2 separate regions of the Homo sapiens genome follow, and region 2 is linked to region 1. A link is a loop called in an ENCODE intact Hi-C map of the cell type or tissue named here. Cell type or tissue: natural killer cell. All regions are shown on one strand. Links, peaks and the distances in the headings refer to the core of each region. The heading gives the core; the rest is flanking DNA. Region 1 has its middle 9.0 kb from the start of CCDC88C-DT. Region 2 overlaps DGLUCY (D-glutamate cyclase).

The links. A loop is a pair of places that touch in the nucleus more often than their neighbours do. Peaks named below come from ENCODE experiments on the same cell type or tissue, not always from the same donor. Only the 100,000 strongest peaks of a DNase experiment are listed, where the experiment ranks them.
Region 2: a loop joins it to region 1, with 8 times the contacts of the local background. A loop is called at or near these places in 20 of 110 quality-filtered maps.

The regions. Positions count from the first base shown.
Region 1 is chr14:91,425,830-91,428,740 of GRCh38, reverse strand. No RefSeq gene overlaps it. Among named protein-coding and RNA genes, the nearest start is that of CCDC88C-DT, 9.0 kb to the right of the region's middle. In natural killer cell, for the core only: a CTCF peak has its summit at 1,302 (motif pointing right); a DNase peak (open chromatin) is centred at 1,310.
Region 2 is chr14:91,176,396-91,179,306 of GRCh38, reverse strand. The region is part of intron 7 of DGLUCY (D-glutamate cyclase); the gene reads right to left. Among named protein-coding and RNA genes, the nearest start is that of SNORA11B, 51 kb to the right of the region's middle. In natural killer cell, for the core only: CTCF peaks have their summits at 1,580 and 1,782; a DNase peak (open chromatin) is centred at 1,766; H3K27ac peaks cover 525 bases.

The sequences.
Region 1 (2,911 bases), core at 99-2,598:
CCAAATCCCCCAAGCCCTCCACATTCAATCACCAACCCTCCTCTCCACCTCCCCTGCTCTAGTTTGGACCCTGATCACCCTCACAGGAATTATTGCAAAACTCTCCTGATTTAATCTCCTTGCCTTTTTTCCTCTTTAATCCTGTTTTTGAGGTTGCACAGAGATCTTTCTAAGATGCAAACCTTGGCCAGGCATGGTGGCTCATGCCTGTAACCCCAGCACTTTGGGAGGCTGAGGTGGGTGGATCACCTGGGGCCAGGAGTTCGAGACCAGCCTGGCCAACATGGTACAATCCCATCCAGTAAAAATGCAAAAATTAGCCAGGTATGGTGACACACACCTGTAATCCCAGCTACTTGGGAGGCTGAGGCAGGAGAATCACTTGAACCTGGGAGGTAGAGTATATTCGTCTGTTCTCACGCTGCTAATAAAGACATACCCAAGACTGGGTAATTTATACAGAAAAGAAGTTTAATTGACTTACAGTTCCATATGGTTGGGGAGGCCTCACGATCATGGAAGAAGGTGAATGAGGAGCAAAGTCACATCTTATACAGTGGCAGGAAAGAGAGCTTGTGCAGGGGAACTCCCATTTACAAAACCATCAGATCTCATGAGATTTATTCACTACTGTGAGAACAGTATGGGGGAAACCATCCCCATCATTCAATTATCTCCACCTAGTCCCGCCCTTGACACATGGGAATTATTACAGTTCAAGGTGAGATTTGGGTGGGGACACAGAGCCAAACCATATCATTTTGCCCCTGGCCCCTCCCAAATCTCATGTCTTCATATTTCAAAACTAATCATGCCTTCCCAACAGTCCTCCAAAGTCTTAACTCATTTTAGCATTAACCCAAAAGTCCAAGTCCAAAGTCTTATCTGAGACAAGACAAGTCCCTTCTGCCTATGAGCCTGTAAAACCAAAAGCAAGTTAGTTACTTCCTAGATACAATGGGGGTACAGGCATTTGGTAAATACACCTGTTCCAAATGGGAGAAATTGGCCAAAATCAAGGCTCCATGCAAGTCCAAACTCCAGCAAGGCAGTCATTAAATCTTAAAGCTCCAAAATGATCTCCTTTGACTCCATGTCTCACATCCAGGTCACACTGATACAAGAGGTGGGTCTTTATGGTCTTGGGCAGCTCCACCCTGTGGTTTTGCAGGGTACAGCCCCACTCCTGGCTGCTTTCATTGGCTGGTGTTGAGTATCTGTGGCTTTTCCAGGCCCACAGTCCAAGCTGTTGGTAGGTCGACCATTCTGTGATCTGGAGGACAGTGGCCCTCCTCTCACAGCTCCACTAGGTGGTGCCCTAGTGGGGACTCTGTGTGGGGACTCTGACCCCACGTTTCCCTTCCACACTGCACTAGCAGAGGTTCTTCATGAGGGCACCGCCTCTGCAGCACACCCCTACCTGGACATCCTGGCATTTCCATACATCCTCTGAAATCTAGGCAGAGGTTCCCAAACCTCAATTATTGACTCCTGTGCACCCACAGGCCCAATACCAGGTTGAAGCTGCCAAGGTTTGGGGCTTCACCCTCTGAAGCAATGGCCTGAGTTCTACATTGGCCCCTTTCAGCCACGGCTGGGACACAGGGCACCAAGTCCCCAGATTACACAAAGCAACGGGGCCCTGAATCCGGCCCAGGAAACCATGTTTTCCTCCTAGGCCTCCAGGCTTGTGATGGGAGGGGCTGCCATGAAGACCTCTGACATGTTCTGGAGACATTTTCTCCATTGCCTTAGTGATTAACATTTGGCTCCTAGTTACTTACACAAATTTCTGCAGTGGGTTGAATTTTCCCCTCAGAAAATGGGTTTTTCTTTTCTGTGGCATCATCGGGCTGCAAATTTTCCTAACTTTTATGCTCTGCTTCCCTTTTAAACAGAAGTTCCAATTCCAAACCATGTCTTTGTGAATACATAAAACTGAATTTTTTTTTTGAGACTGAGTCTCACCTTTTTTAAGTCTCACTTTTTTTTTTTTTTCCGAGACTGAGTCTCACCCAGGCTGGAGTGGCACAATCTCTGCTCACTGCAACCTCTGCCTCCCAGGTTCAAGCAATTCTTGTGCCTCAGCCTCCCAAGTAGCTGGAATTACAGGTGCAAGCACACCACTTCACCTGGCTGATCTTTATATTTTTAATAGAGACAGGATTTTGCTCTGTTGGCCAGGCTGGTCTGGAACTCCTGACCTCAACTGATCCGCCAGCTTTGGCCTCCCAAAGTGCTGAGATTACAGGTGTGAGCCACCAAACCTAGCCAAGACTGAATGCTTTTAACGGCACTTAAATCACCTCTTGAATGCTTTGCTGCTTAGAAATTTCTTCCAAACAGATACCTTAAATCATCTCTCTCAAGTTCGAAGTTTCACAGATCTCTAGGGCAGGAGCAAAATGCTGCCAGTCTCTTAGTGCTAAAGTAACAAGAGTGACCTTTACTCCAGTTCCCAACAAGTTCCTAATCTGCATCTGAGACCACCACAGCCTGGACCTTATTGTCCTTATCACTATCAGCATTTTGGTCAAAGCCATTCAACAACTCTCTAGGAAGTTCCAAACTTTCCCACATCTTCCTGTCTTCTGAGCCCTCCAACTCTCTAGGAAGTTCCAAACTTTCCCATATTTTCCTGTCATCTTCTGAGACCTCCAAACTCTTCCAACCTCTACCTATTACCCAGTTCCAAAGTTGCTTCCAAATTTTTGAGTATCTTTACTGTAACACCTCACTACCTGGTACCAATTTACTGTATTAGTCTGTTCTCACACTGCTAATAAACACATACCCGAGACTGGGGAATTTACAAAGGAAAGAGGTTTAATGGACTCACAGTTCCGCACGGCTGGGGAGGTCGCACAATCGTGGCAGAAGGCAAATGAGGAACAAAGTCACATCTCACAAG
Region 2 (2,911 bases), core at 316-2,815, 250 kb after region 1:
GGCCTGAACCACGTAGTATCTTACTCATTCTTAGTTCCTTATGCCTAGCTCATTAAGTGCTTAATACCATACTATTTACCTCTTCTGCCTTCCTCAGTGTCATTACTATCTTTGAGTATTCATCTCTACTCAGTTGTATGCTCCTGGAGAAGAGCGACCATTGCTCATTCATCTCAGGATCCCACAGAGGGCCTTGCGCATAATAGGTGTTCAACAAATGCAGATGTGAATTGAGTAAATAAATCTTGGATTTCACAGAAACAATAAAGTTTCTTTTTTTTTTGAGACAGAGTCTCGCTCTATCACCCAGGCTGGAGTGCAGTGGTGAGATCTCAGCTCGCTGCAACCTCCGCCTCTGGGGTTCAAGCAATTCTCAGCCTCCCAAGTAGCTGGGATTATAGGTGTGTGCCATCACGCCTGGCTAATTTTTGTATTTTTAGTAGAGACAGGGTTTTACCATGTTGGCCAAGATGGTCTTGAACTCCTGACCTCAAGTGATCCGACCACCTCAGCCTCCCAAAGTGCTGGGATTACAGGCGTAAGCCACCACACTTGGCTTAAAGTTTCATATTTAATAGAAAGAGTCAGCCAGCACTTCAAAATAAAAATCTAATAGATACATAACTTTTAGATTTGATGTGTAAGGGGAAAAAGTCTTGAATCTGATGATGAATTTAATTATCGCTTGTCTGTGTTTTGGATGGCACCTAAAACTGGTCACTCCAAAACCAGGTAGATGTCAGAACAGTCAGCTCAGAGCATGACACGGGGTTTTGCCCCCATCAGTTGTGAGGTCTGTTGCACATAATCTATTGCTAATAGAAGTTTAAATATTGAAGTTCAAGGTAGGCATGGTGGCTCACGACTATAATCCCAGCACTTTGGGAGGCTGAGGTGGGAGGATCGCTTGAGCCCAGGAGTTCAAGACCAGCTTGGGCAACATAGTGAGACCCCATCTCCACAAAAATTTAAAAATTAGCTGGACATGATGGTGCATACCTGTAGTCCAGCTACTCCAGAGGCTCAGGTGGGAGGATTGCTTGAGCCTAGGAGGTCAAGGCTACAGTGAGCTGTGATCGTGCCACTGCACTCAGCCTGGGTGACAGAGCGAGACCTTGTCTCAAAAAAAAAAAAAGGGAATTTGAGAATGATTCAAGATTGTCCCTCTCTGATGTCATTTGTTCTCATCTACGATCAATTGTGCTATCGCTGTCAGAACTAAAGGACTGGAACATGCCATGCTGGGGTGCCCACAGCAGTGAGATCTCCTCTGCAGGGCACCTGCCACGACCGATGGTGGGAAAGCGGTGAGGCCACTGGGCTGGGGGACGTTTACTGCACGTGGGTGGGTGTGTCTACACACATGCCCACACACACACTCAGACAAGACCATGAGCGCCCAGAGGACTCCATCCTGTCCCATGGAGCACTGTACTCCTGAGGCCTGGGTGCATGCCTGGCACATAGCAGGTTCTCAACACATGCACTTAAATAAATGAACAAATGGAATCCTGTGGATCTTGGCAGCCACGCCTCATCACCACATTAGGGATGATCTTTCCCTCGCATGAGGCCATTCTGATAGCTGAACTCTCACGAATGCTTTCAAAATAAATTAAAGTAACACTACAGTATGTGCTTACAGCGCAAGTGTGGCTGGCCTGGCCAGAATTTTCCAGTGTCCATGACCATGGTCTGCAATAGCTGTTATTTTTCATGTTTCTGTCACCTTCCTATCTTACTGAGAGCTAGCGAGGGCGCCCTCGTGTGTCTCTTCATTGTAATATCACCTAGGCCTTGGAAAAAATGTACTGCTGCTGGCCTTGTTTATAATCACCTTGCAAATACCACAGGAAATGACTTGTTTAGTTATATTTCTTGGCTTCACCTTTGTTTTCAAGGCCCCATCAATCTCCAAAATGTCTCAAAAAGCCAAGCTAAAGGTTAGTCCTCCTGCTAGAATGGGCTGGGATGCTTCAGCAGATAAAAATATATATTTAATCAAAACGGCTGAAGCAATGGCTCATGCTGTTATCCCTATGACTCAGGAGGCTGGGGCAGGAGAATCACTTGAGCCCAGAACTTTGAGACCAGCCTGGACATTGTAACAAGACCCCATCTCTACAAAAAATTTCTAAAAATTGGTTTGGTATGGCGGCGTATGCCTGTAGTCCCAGCTACCTGGGAAGCTGAGATGGGAGGATCACTTGACCCCAGAGGTTTGAGGCTGCAGTGAGCTATGATGATGCCACTGAACTCAAGCCTTGGCAATAGAGTGAGACTCTGTGAAAGAAAGAAAGAAAGAGAAAGAAAGAAAGACAAGACAAGAAGGAAGGGAGAGAGAGAGAAAGAAGAAAGAAGAAGGGAAGGAAGGAAGGAAATATATTTAATCAAAACATATTTGAGGCTGGACACGGTGGCTCATGCCTGCAATCCAAGCACTTTGGGAGGCTGAGGTGGGAGGATCACTTGAGGCCAGGAGTTCAAGACCAGCGTGGCCAACATGGCAAAACCTCGTCTCTACTAAAAATACAAAAATTAGCCAGGTGTGGTGGCATGCACCTGTAATTCCAGCTACTTGGGAGGCTGAGGCACACCTCCCTCGCTGGAGCCCAGGAGGCGGAGCTTGCAGTGAGCCGAGATCGTGCCACTGCACTCCAGCCTGGGCGACAGAGTGAGACTGTGTCTCAACAAAACCAAAAAACCAACGACAAAAAAATTGAGTTGTAAGACAAAGTGCTCTGGTAAGGAGATCCAGCCCTGGGATTAAAAGAAGGAAACCAGGCCAGGCGCGATGACTCACGCCTGTAATCCCAGCACTGTGGGAGGCAAAGGTGGGCAGACCACGAGGTCAGGAGATTGAGACCATCCTGGCCAACATGGTGAAACCCCGTCTCTACTAAAAATACAA